2 separate regions of the Mus musculus genome follow, and region 2 is linked to region 1. The links are chromatin contacts, found by POLR2A ChIA-PET in ENCODE. All regions are on one chromosome and are shown on one strand. The core of a region is the stretch at or near the end of the contact, and the rest is flanking DNA. Distances in the headings are between cores, read along the strand shown.

Region 1 (6,355 bases), core at 2,131-4,630:
ACATACAGAGGGAAAACTAGATTAAAACTAGGCTGTCCTTCTCAGAGGCGGGTGGGGTGGGGTGGGGGTGGGGGGCAGCTGCTGTTCCTCACCTCTGCCTAACATCCTTCCCTGAAGCAGCAAAGCCCCTCACCTGGGCAGTGGCTGGGGCTCCCTGCCCACACTGTGGAAGCTAGTGGACCTTGTAGGCAGCTGCCCCTGACCTCCCCTCCTCTCCGTCTCCCCTCCTCTGCTCCTCCCCTCCCTGCCTCAGCCTTGCTGGAGCTCTTTCAAGTCCTCCGTGCTCCTTTGCCTGGACTCCTCCAGCCTCCAGGCCTTTGCACATGTGCGGGTGTGGTTTTCACTTCTGGAACACTCCTAACCTCACCCTGCTTTTCCAGTTAACTCTTCCAACTCCATCTCTCCTTAGCTCTTCCCTTCATGTGTATCACAGTTAGCATCACCCCACAAACACATAATTCACACATACCACACACACATACACACACACATACCACACACACACACACACAACACACATACCACACACACACACAACACAACACACACACACTCCATCCACATGGCACAGAAGGAGACTCACTTCCCCTCCATCACACAGCCCATTCTGCACACCACAGACCCCAGACACTGGCTCTCAAGTCAGTCAGGCCTCCCATGGCCTCCAGCCTTGTCCCCTGGTGGATCTCCTCTGAGGGCAGAAACCCTGATAGAGGCTTTTCTGGTTCAGAGACTGGCCTCTACTCCCTCAACCTCACAATTATCACTGTCCTGGCCCCATGCTCCATCCATCCAGGAACTATTCTTCCTGTAAACAACCTTTACCCACACTCAGTCACTCATCTGACCCCAACTGCAGCTTAAAGTTACAGCCCTAAGGTAATCTCTGTCTTGAGTCTCAACCTTTTCATCTGTAAAATGGGACAATACTGAAAATTACCTTGTAAAAACACAGCAATGTCATGGTGGGAATCCTGTATGGCCAAAAAAGGTGAGTGAGCTTATGAGAGATGTAGGTGTAACCAGCCCCTACAGACGAGCCACCCCTCCACCCCCACCTCCCACCCCCCAAGCCCCATTCCTTTGAGTACTAAGGCCTCCCTCTCCTTTGGATCAGCAGGAATCCAGCACTCAGATTCAGAACAGGGCACATCCTTTCACATGTAGAGCTGGGAGACACCAAGACTGTAGAAGAGTGGGAAGGTCCGCATCACCCCTCCCTCGCTTAGACCTGAACCATGCATGGAGGGTCTGCAGCAAGGATCCAGTTACCCTCAGTGTACCCAGAGTCAAGCAGAGACAGGAAACAAGGGAATGAGGGCAGTGTGAGGGAAGGCTGCTGGGATGTGACCCAGGAGCCCCCATGCTCATTAATGACCATGTCTGGGAGCGAGGAATGGTGGGTCCACGAGCAGAGTGTGTGCCCAGCACGTACAAAGTCCTGGGTTCTGTCCACGGCACCACATCACACCAGGCAGGCTGGCCTAGGTCTGCAGTTCCAGCTCTCAGGATATGGAGGCAGAAGGACCAGGAATCCAAGGTCATCCTTGGCTGCATAGCAAGTTTAAAGTTAGCCTGGGCTACATGAGATTCTGACTCAAAAAATGAAAACAAAAGAAAACGAAAGATTTGGGGAGTAAGAATCCCTTGAGCGTGTTAGGTATGGACCTGTGAAAATCTTGAAATTTTCTTTATCAGTTCCATTCCCTGTCTCAGTACGATGTGCATGCGTTTACCTGGGCAGGAAGCAGGGTGTTTCAGAGCAAACGCAAGGGGAGCAGGGGCAGGAGAGATGGCTCAGTGGTTCGCAGTTGCTGCTCTTCCAGAGGACCTGAGTTCAGTTCCCAGCACCAAAATCAGGCAGCTGACAACTGTCCACAACTCTAGCTCCAAGGGACCCTACACCTCTGGCCTCTGCCTGCATGTGCATACCTGTGTGCGCGCACACACACAAATGTGTTTAAAAACCACAGAGAACTTGGCATTTCCCCTCCTTCTTGTGAGCTCAGACAAGTCTCCATGCCCTGCTGAGGACCTGAGTGGTGTCCCAGTGCTGTTGAGAGGACCTTTAGGTGACAAATATAAATCTTATGGCATGGGAAACCAAGAACCCTGCTCCAATTCCTACCCACCTCACCCCAGAATAACTAGCCTCGGCGCCCCCCCAAACCTTTAGCTTTGTATCTCTGAACCTCAGGACCTGATAGCCAAGGCAAGTCCTGGATTTGGTAGGCTAACACCAACACAGGCGGGACCTGTGACAAAGTGAAAGCAGCTCAGGCTAGACCTGTGACAGAGTGATAGCTGCTCAGGCTAGACCTGAGACAGAAAGGCAGGACAGTTTGGTGGTCTGACCAGGTACTCAGGTCCAACTTCTCAGTTGGATTTGGGGAACTCGTCTGAGTGGAGATGACATTCTTCAACCACGTGGTTAACTTGACTGATAAGCTGAGAACACAGGCAGGTGGACCAAAGCCCTTGTGTCCATTCTGACATGACAGCCAAGTGCTGGCGTTGTCCTCACAACCCAGGAAGCACCCAGGGCTCAATGAGTTGTGACAGATGAAGAGCCTGGTGGACAGCGACCCTTTGAAGCCACACTGCTATGCTAAGGAGGTGGCAGGATCTGCACTTGGCCCACCCTGAAGCTGGGTGTTCTAACCACCAGGCTTCCCTGCCTTGTCTCCTTGGCAGTGAAGCAGGGTGCACTTCATAGAGAAGCCTGGGAGAATGATTGGAGGTAGGTGCTAGCTGCAGGTCAGGCCATCAGAGGAACTGTCTGAAGGTCACAAATCACAGCACCCCCAGCCCCATGTTAACTGGGAAGAATCTCAAATGATCACCCACCCTTCTGGCCAGTCCTATACAAAGCAAAGCTTCCACTAGAGAGGTTGAGACATTTGCCCAAAGACCCACAGCAAGATATTGCCCCCTCGGTCTGTAGCTAGAAGGAGGGAGGTGGACCACCTGGGTTCTGATCTGGGTCTGTGACTCGCCTTTTGTGTCAAAGAACCTTTGTGCGTAGTGTCCTTGTCCTGGAGAATGGAAACATGAGGTCCCTTTATAAAGGGGGCTGTGCGGGAGGCAGTGCTGATGAAGACTAGAGAGCCCAGGGGCCTGCTGAGATCCAGAGATCCCCTCCAGCACCCAGTGGTCCTCCATGATGCTGGGCATTCTGCTGAGACCCAGAGGAGCAGCTGCAAGCTTGGCTGCCGGGCAGCTTTCCTGCTGCACACTGGCCACGGGGGGAAGCTAGCTGGCCACCGGATACTCCGCAGATAACCAGCTCCTGCTGTGTGATTTCTGCTGGGCTGGGAGTGGGGGTGGGGATCAGGGACGCCCCACCCCCAGGAGGTGAGGGGCAGAAAACAGGACTCCAAGCCAAGCAAGTGGAGAGTGCAAAGACCCAGCGCAGAAAGGAACAGAATGTGCCCTACCTAATCAGAGCTGGGGCCAATGGCTGGAGCCCAGAGCCACAGGGGGATGAGACAAAAAGGTGGCATCCAGGGGAAGCTGGCCATCAGTGGGGCACGTTGTGGCAGGGAACTCAACATGGAAGCCAGTTCTGTTGCTGAAGGAAGCAGCAGCCTGGTCTGAGTTCCAGGAAGATTTGCATGGCTGGCTTTAGGGAGGGATACCAGGTGGGCAGGGAATGTGGGAGAGGAGCTCTGGGAGGGGGCAGAGAGGGGTAGGTGCGCACAGCACAGGCCGAAGCAGTGGGAACGGGAACTTTGGGAAGAGTCCGCAATGGCTTAGGGGTGGCGATCTAGCTAGAGTGGGTGTGGCCAGAAGCAAAGGGCAGAAGGAAATTCCAAGAGAGCAGCCCCTGGCTCCAGCGAAGACCACCCCAGCTGCACTTGCAGCCCAGGGCGCTTGGCAGGACCTCTCCACTTAAGACTGGTGGTTCAGAGACCAGCGTGGTCGGAGCCCCGGAGCTCGGGTCTCAGAGGCCCCGAGGGTTGTCTAAACTGCCTCGTGGGCACTCTCAGCACTCAGGTGACCAGCAGATGGCTGTCTGTAGGGGCGTGGCCCCAGCTGACTCTCAGCCTGCAGTGCCCACTCGGTCCTGAGTGTGCACAGCCCGCGGAGGACAAGCAGAGGTGGTAGATAGAGCTGAGGATCCTGGGAGGAAGCTAGCCACCGTGTGCTCCCTTCTGGGCACCAGAAAAACCCGGGAGCTAGAAATACAAACCCAGCCTTGGAGGCCTGTATCTTTCCTAAGGAAGGTGGATTTGTCAGGGTGGAGGGAAGGGATTTGATTTAGCTGCTTGCTAGCCTGATTTATAATTTGTAAACACTCAGGCAGGCCTGTGGGTCTCTGCATATTTCCAAAGTCCAGAGAAGCAGCCTTCTGGACCAGTAGCTGACTAACCCTTTGCTATGCTTCAGTCCTTCCCAGTAGTCCTTTCTTTGTGCTTGCCCCAGGGGTCCTCTGCCATTGGGGGTTCAGTCCCAGCTTATATTCCTGGAGACCACAAGGCTCTCCTCTGTCACTGGTCAACTACAGGGGGTTTGCTGGGGTCTGAGCAGCTGGGCACAATTCCACCTCTACTGCGGGAAGCAACACTTCCCTGAAGAGCAGAAGAAGCCTGTAAGAAAGGCAGCCCTGAGATGGCGGGGTAACCTTGAGCCGTTTGCTCTCCCGAAACCCCATCTTCCCAATGGTACCACTTGTGCTCACTCAGGCGCACCGTGGGACGCAGAGCCCACGTGTGCCCCGCATTTGTCAAGCACATGGCAGGGATTAGGAAGGGCGTGAGTTACATCATTCACTTCTTTTTACAGCTGAGAAAAACAAACCGAGGCTCAGCGAGGTGCAGCAGTCTGTCCAAGGTCACACAGCCCAGAACAGGACAGGGATGTCCCAGTTACACAGCACCCATGGGACTATGCGGCCGTAGGACTGCACCTCCTTCACCTATTCCCCGGTCCTCTCAACTCTCAGGCTCTGCAGGCTACGTGGGGGACACAGAGGTGGGTGGTGTGGGCAGAGCGCAGCTTGCTGGGAGGAACGGGTTAATGCGCTCCGCCGCATTGGGCCGGCCTCCAGGAGAGCCAGCCAATGGGCATGCTTGGTGATGAGGTAATGCCAGGACGCGCAGAGTGGGTGGGGCTTGAGTGGACCCCTCTGCTCCTTCTGACTTTCTGCTCTCCTTAGCAACCCCTCACCTTTGACCTTGATATCCCGGCTCTTCTTCCAACCTTGAGGGACTGGGATCATCAGCCCCCTGCAGCACTGAGCCTCACGCACTGCTGCAGATGTTCAGATGCATCCTAGCCTGAATAACACCCCCTGGACCTCAGTTTCCCTAGATGTAATTTCTTAATTGTCAAAGTCCCTCCCAGTGGGGTACCTGCATGGATCCCCAGAGCAGCAGGCAGCCTTGCCTTGCCTTTGACCTCTGCCCCGTCGCAATGGTTCCCAGAATCCGGGGCCAAGGAGTCACTAGGCCAGTCACACCCTTCACGTGGTCCCGACCCTTGGGTGCCTCTCCTGACTGATCCCACTGACCCCTTCCTCCTAAGCTAGGAACTAGCTAGCCACACAACAGCCGCAGCAGCAGCAGGCTCGCAGCGGTAGTTAGATGACAAAGTTCACCAAACCACTCGGCCTAGCAGAGCTGGGTTAGTTAAACGTCTACTACGGGCCCAGAGCTCCGGCTCCGTGTGGCCTGGTGCCCTACAACCCTCCTGTTGTCGCTATATGCTGAACGCCACCCGGGCACGAAGCAGTTAACGCCCTTGCAGCGAGCTGGCAGAGCCGGCTGCCCGGCTTATTAGTCAGCCGGCGGGGAGGGGGCGGAGGGAAGGAGGGAGGAGGGAGGGAGGGGTTCAGTGGAGAGCCGCAGAAAGCTATTCTCAGGGGCTCCCGTGTGTGGGGAGGGCGGCTCAGCGGGAACTGCCGCTTCCCAGAAAGTTGATTATTTTTAACCCAGGAAGAAGAAAGGAAGGAGGCCCAGGGAGGACTCAGAGAAGACGAGGAAAAGAGAGGAGAGGAGAGAAAAAGAGGAGAGGAGAGGCGAGAACAAGGAGAGGAGAGGAGAGAGAGGAGAGGAGAGGAGAGGAGAGGAGAGGAGAGGAGAGGAGAGGAGAGGAGAGGAGAGGAGAGGAGAGGAGAGGAGAGGAGAGGAGAGGGATAGATATTTGGAGGGAAAGGACAGGCAGGGCAGGGAGGAAGGAAGATGAGGCTTAGATATCCCACAGCAAGGGTTGGGGAACGCTCTGGGCCAATTCTGGAGGAGGAATAGATGTGGGGTACCCACCCCTGCTGGACCTACCATCCTCCTGTCCTTGTGGACTGGCCTAGTTGCATGGGGGCTTGAGGGAGGAACTGGGCACAAGGCAGTTCCAGCTC
Region 2 (6,231 bases), core at 2,235-4,734, 300 kb before region 1:
CTTTAAAAAGGGGGCTCCCACCCCTCAGTCCCACTGTATTAGCAAGTGCCATTGGCTGTCTTCCAAACAGCATTGGACCTCATGACTCCCTGTCTCCTTGTGCCAGGCCTAGGCACCACACTCCCCTCCAGGTGAAGGCCTCAGCCTCATCACTGCCCCTGGCTCCTGCCCTGCAGCTTGGGCTCTCTTCCCCCCTTAATCTTTATGTATAATATGAATACAGAAATGTGTACCATGTGCCAGTGTAGATATGTTTTATAAATTGAACAAATTTAACTGATTAGACCCAGAGCCAGGAACATGGTCAGCAACCTCAGGCTGTCCCACCAAGCTTAAGTCTGCACTCCTTCCCTGACTGCCCGTCCTGCTCTGAACACCCTCCAGCCCAGGCGCTATCCCAAAGCAGGCCATATTGCGGCTCCCTTTTCCTCTGCCCTTCCTCTGACAGACACTGCCATTCATAGCTCTGCCTTTCCCCTCAGCCCTGAGAGTGGAACCCAGAGTCTCATACATGCTAGGCAAAAGTTCTACCTCAGAGGCCCAGTCCCAGCCAGTAGCTCCTTTTCAAAAATGTCCATGTAATTCTTCTGCTGAGCATGACCTCACCTGCTGATGCACCACCCTGGTTCCCAGCCTTCTCCCCATGCCCCTAACTAAGTATCAGCTCTGGGGGACCCACGGCCCCCAGGCAACTGTCAGGCTGCTGCCACCTCACTTACCCAGTTCTCCATTTTCTTGGCCCTGCGCTCCAGTCCCTTCTGTAGGCGTTCCCCTACGCCCCCTGAGGTCTGAAACTCATCCACCAGTTGCTTGGTGTGAGCCCATTCTTCCTCACTCACGATGGGCTGCAGTGCCTTGAGGTAATAGTCCAGGGATTGCTGAAGTGGGGGCACAGGCAGCCTTGGCAGTGCATCTTGGTGGGCCTTGAAGCGACCAGAAACCTTCATCAAGGAGGAGGGCTTGAGGAGGCCCAGGGGTTTTACCTGTGGGATGCAGAACAGCCTACTCATTCTCTCAGACTGAAGCACAGCTCTTTCTAAACTACACTCCTAGGCCTTATATGCCATCCCCTGGAGGCAAAGACAGCTTCATGGGTGGGGCCTGCCCTAGATGCCCAGCCCTCAAGGTACAGGAGTACCGTCTCTCAGGGGCCTATATATGCAGGAAGGCTAGGAAAGGGTGGGGGTGTAGATGAGTCACATTATTGGGGTGGCAGAGGTAAGGGGACCTCCCACCTGTCAGGACGCACGAGAGAGATGGCAGCTGACTCTTTAAGCGAAGCCCCCCCATGTCTCACCCCCCCCCCCCCCGCTTCCAGCTTAAGAAATCGGAGAGAACTGGAAATGGGTAAGCTGGTGACAGCACCTCTGGGGGAGGCTTCAGCCTCTGTGCTTTCTCTCCACTGTGGGGCGGTGGTGAGGGGCGTGGGTAGTGCTGCAGCAAGAGCGCTGAGTGGCCTGGCATGGAGGATGAGAGGTGGCAGAGAGAGGCAGGAAGAGGGAGTCCCGGAGACTCTGGAGGTGGCAGAAAGCAAGACAGGAAGGGCCCAGGCTGCTGGCACAGTGGCAGGCAAGCGGCAGTAGCGCCATTCCATACCTTCTCTCTCTGCTGCTCGTCCTCCATGGCAGGACTGAGGATGTGAGCCCTGTCTGTCTGCCTGGGCTGGACCTCTAAGCCTAACTGTGCTACCAATTGGATGAGCAGAAACTAGCAAGAGCGGCCACCTGCCTGGACTGGAAAGAGAAGACAAGACTCACAATTCAGGCGTGAAGGGTGGTGAGGCAGTAGCCACTGGCGTGGTAGCATCTAAGGCTGGAGCAGTGGTAGCTGTGGGGCTGCAGATGCCGCTCTGCCTCTCGCTAGCCTCCAGAAGAGGAGGAGTAAGGCAGGTAAGTGGGCTGGAAGTAGGTACTGAGGTAAGAGGAGACTGGGAGCTCTCTCCTGTCTTCTTTAGATGGGCCCAGTGCCAGGGAGGCAAGCCAAGAGAGGTATTAAAAAATCCACCTGTCAAAATCTTCATAGATCTTTTTGATGTGGGAAAACTTGGCTGGAGGGTGGAAACAGGCTGGCCGCTAACCTGTGGCCCTGAAATCAGCCCTGCTTGGGAATGGTGCAAGACAGGAGATGCCAGGGAAGGGCCACTAGTGGACAACCAACGATTGCCACACACCTGCCCAGCTGTTTCCCTTCCAGACCTCAGGGCCTTGGTGGCCACCCCTCTTTTGGTGGTTTGTTTGTTTTTTCTAAATGAGTTCTGGATCATCCAGGTTGGGATCAATAGTGGGGGAAATACACTTTTGTGCTTCTGCTGTGAGTAATAAGCCAAAAGACCCCATTTGGGCTCAGTTTATTAGCACAACCATGGGATTTGATTGTCTCCTTGTTTCAGTCTCCCTAGCATTAAAATGCTTATGCAGTAAGGTGGTCCCAGAGGGTGACGGAAGGCGGGACGACTTGGAGGAGGGTCTCAGGTGCTGCCAGGACTCTTAGTAGAATCTCAGTCTTAGCTGCCAACCCAGTGTCTGACAGGGCAGTCCAGTTCACAGCTGGATAGACAGCCTGAATCAGAGAGGACAGGAGCTCACCATTAGGATAGCTGCTTTAGATAAGGATGGTGAGGGGCAGCCTGCCACCTCCTGCCTCCTCCTGCCTGTTTGGGGGATTTTCAGTACTAGTCTCCACCTGAGGTTCTCTTAGCAATATGCAATGGGGAGGGTGGGCATCTGATGAACTCAAGGAGACTGGGTAGGCTTGGAGAAGTGGCTCTAGTCGGGCAGAAGCATAGCCTAGGGCTGAGCTCTCTAACCAGTAGCCCCGACAGGTGTCTGAGTCCGAATAACTGGGAGCATTAGGGAGGAGTGGAGTGGAAAGGTACAAAAGACTTGAACCTAGGTTTCTCAGTCTTCTTCTGGGATCGAACCCACCCCTTACCTGGTCTCCTTTATCCACCTTGCAGATCGCACCCTACCAGCCGGTCTGGGGTTTTCTTGACCGTTGCTGGAGGCCCGCCCGTCTTGTCCCGTCCATGGCCCTGCTGGGCGAACTCACCACGGTTCTGGCAGCAAAGGCTAACATCGTCCCAGTCTGTTTGCGGACACTTGGTCCGCTCCGCCCCTCGCGCTGGGTAAAGACTGCGCCACTGCTGGGGTGCTGGGGTCAGTGGGTTCGCGGCTCCGGTTCTAGGTTCAAGGTCGCCGAGTCACTGCCGCTAGCCAGTAGAGGCGGCCCCGCGGCCACCGGGCCCGGCGGGCTGCCGGTGGGGCAGGACTCACGGGGCGGAGCTTTGGTGGCTCGCAGTCCCCGGCCGCTCGCCCCGATCTCGGGGTGGGCCCAAGCCGGGGAGTGGCCGCAGAGGGCGGGGCTTGCGGAGACGGACCTCTAGCTCAGCTGTTAGCAGCCCGGCGCTGGGCTCCCGTCACGGGGTCACAACGGTAGGCGCTGTCCCGCTCGTGCTCTCCGCCTCCGAAAGCCACCTTAGCTGTCGAGGCGGTCACGTGCGTTCAAGTCTGACTGGTGTCCTTGAACGTCACTCTAGGAATGGCAGGAGAACACAACTGTTGACTGGGGACTGTCTCAGATTGCTTGGGTGGAGGCATGCACAAAGAAGATGACAGGTGGCCTTGCTCCGCAAGAATACTGCTGCCATACCTATTCCCTCCATCACCCCTCACCAAAACAAACAAACAAACAAACAAACAAGCAAACAGAACCCGACGCCCCGCACAAACATGGCTGCCAGCGCCGCAGTTGGCTTGCAGGCGGCAGCCGTTAGTGCGCATGCTCCTCGGCGCCCCGCACCAAGATGGCCGCTGCCTCGGTCGGCGCGGCCGCCGCGAGACGGCCGTTGGTGGGCATGCTCCCTGAGTGCCTCGCACCGGCATGGCTGCCGCCTTCGCGCGAGTGACTGTAATTCTCGGCTTCCGGTCCTAGCCAGTCAGCGCTCATTTCCCTGCTGGAAGCTTGGCGGAGCCGGGGAGAGCTGCGGGGTGAACATTGAGAGGGACCGGCGAGCATCCGCTCCGGCTCCTCACGGAGAAGATGGCCGAGGGCGAGCGGCAGCCGCCGCCAGGTAGGGCGGTTGGAGGGCCCGGGCGTGCGGGTGGGAAAGGGGTGTGGCTCGGGGGGTCTCCCGAGTCTGAGGAGCTCTGGGGACGGAGGAGGCAGGGCTGACGGCCTGGGCTGCAGGCGGGTGGCGGTGAGGGCGACCCGGCCAGGGCGGGCGGGCAGAGCGCGGTCAGGGGAAAGGCTCTGGACCTGGGGGCAGAGTTGCCTGGGGTCGGGGCGAGAGGGATCCAGGAGGCTGCGTTCTTTATGAGACTCCGCTCGGGTGGACCTGGGCCTCGCTCGGACGCCAGGCTCCTTCATGCATGTCCTGCCCACCCTGCATGTCTTCCCTCCCTCCGTCCCTCCTTCCGTCCTGCAGGCTTGGCTCTGGGGGTTTCAGTATCTGCAGAGTTAATTGAGAGAAACTGCCCACGGTGTCTAAACCACTAATTTTAAGAGGCTGTTTGTACAAAATGAGAGGGTTGGTGGCATCGTCGTCTGTAACTTTTATTTACACTGTGGCCTCGTTGTGGTCCATCTCAAGTAACTAGGGCAGAGACAGAGGCCAGATGCTCCAGTAGAGACCCCCTTTCCTGGAGGAGGAGAAAGCAGTTTGCTGACTCCGTGTAGTTAAGAAGGACTGGAAAATTCTTACAGAGTGGCTAGGTTGGCTAAACTCAGCTCGTACTTTGATAGTGTTTGATGTACCTTCCACCACACTTCCTTTTTTGTGGTCCCAAAGAAAGTCTCAGGAGGAAGAAAATTTGAAAATCAAAAGAAGCACCATTTTTGTGGCGCCCCCCCCCTAAATATATGAACACGTGGAATTCAAAACCAGACATTTATTTTAAGTTATACAAAATCTCTATGAATGTGTCGTTTTTGTTTGTTTTGTTTTTGTTTTTCGAGACAGGGTTTCTCTGTGAAGCTCTGGCTGTCCTGGAACTCACTCTGTAGACCAGGCTGGCCTCGAACTCAGAAATCCACCTGCCTCTGCCTCCCATGTGCTGGGAGTGCGCCACCACTGCCTGGCCTTATGGATGTGTCTTAATCGACTTTAGTGTTGACATCAAGACATAGATAGTAGCTAGCACTCGGGAGGCAGAGGCAGGTGGATTTCTGAGTTTGAGGCCAGCCTGGTCTACAGAGTGAGTTCCAGGACAGCCAGGGCTATACAGAGAAACCCTGTCTCCACAAAAAAAAAAAAAAAAAGAGTAGCTATCAGGCAGGCAGACTCCTTTTGAAATGAGTGTCTCTGAAGATGAATAGGGAAGGGACATTGGGGACCAGAACCTATGTACTAGAGGGAAAAAACAAACAACCAAACAACCTTAGGAAGGTTGTGGACATTTTTGAGTTACACAGACTATATGGCAAGTCACCATATGTGTCCTTTAGTAGACGGAAATTGAGCCACCCGGGGCTCAGTAAGAGTGCCTGCTGCCAAGTCTGGCAGCCTAAGTTCCATCCTGGGAACCCACGCGTGGGAGAATGGAACTGACTTGAATGTTGTCCTCTGACCTCCACTCACATGCTGTGTGTGGCACACACACACACATACATACATAATTTTAAAATAATTTAAAATGAGGTTTATCAAACTTTCCTCATGGAGTTGTGGTCTGATGTGAGCAGAGTGTTTGGGTGTGGTGAGTACTCACTGGATGCAAACATGTCACATCTGTCACATATGGGAGGTGATAAATCCAGCACACTGGGGTGTGTGTGTGGGGGGTCGTTTGTTTGGTTTTTTGAGACAGGTATGGATGTGTATCTCCAAATCCCCTGGCTCTTTCCATTTTCCTCCTGACATCTCCAGACAGGCTCTGTTCTCTGCACTTGCTACATATCCAGAACTTGTTTAGGACTAGAACTCACTGTACAGACCACACTGGCTCAGAAATCCACCTGTCTCTGCCTCTTGAGTGCTGGGATTAAAGGCCTGCACTGCTGTATCCAGCTTGTGCTTTTGATACAAGGTCACTGGGCCTGGCTAAAAATCACCTTAATAGCCAAGAATGACTTTGTGTGTCCGATCCTCTTGTTCCCCCCGTCCCCCTTCCAAGAGCTCGGGTCACATATGTGGGTCACCATGCTTAGCTGTTTTGTTTTGAGGCAGGGTCTCACTCTGTGCCCAAGGCTGGCTAGAGTTGGGGGTCCTTCTGCCTCCACCCACCTAGTGCTGGG

The links. ChIA-PET counts read pairs that join two places held with the same protein, here RNA polymerase II (POLR2A).
Region 2: POLR2A ChIA-PET joins it to region 1 with 18 read pairs in Patski. The contact joins the promoter of Crat here to the enhancer-like site in region 1. POLR2A ChIA-PET finds 5 or more read pairs at or near these places in 2 of 5 experiments (Patski and embryonic stem cell).

What each region holds. Positions count from the first base shown.
Region 1 is chr2:30,713,428-30,719,782 of GRCm38, forward strand. Gm14488 (a long non-coding RNA gene) reads right to left here. Exons shown (of 4, transcript XR_866106.3): 2 at 6,279-6,355; 3 at 941-974. Among named protein-coding and RNA genes, the nearest start is that of Gm14488, 4.6 kb to the right of the region's middle. Within about 2 kb of position 3,381, at least 2 of the 3 ENCODE cell types and tissues checked have a DNase peak (open chromatin) inside an H3K27ac peak, as active enhancers do.
Region 2 is chr2:30,412,264-30,418,494 of GRCm38, forward strand. It overlaps Crat (carnitine acetyltransferase), which reads right to left and starts at 3,485. Exons shown (of 14, transcript NM_007760.3): 1 at 3,049-3,485; 2 at 720-983. The coding sequence starts at 3,075. Ptpa (protein phosphatase 2 protein activator) reads left to right here and starts at 3,787. Exons shown (of 10, transcript NM_138748.5): 1 at 3,787-4,069. The coding sequence starts at 4,039.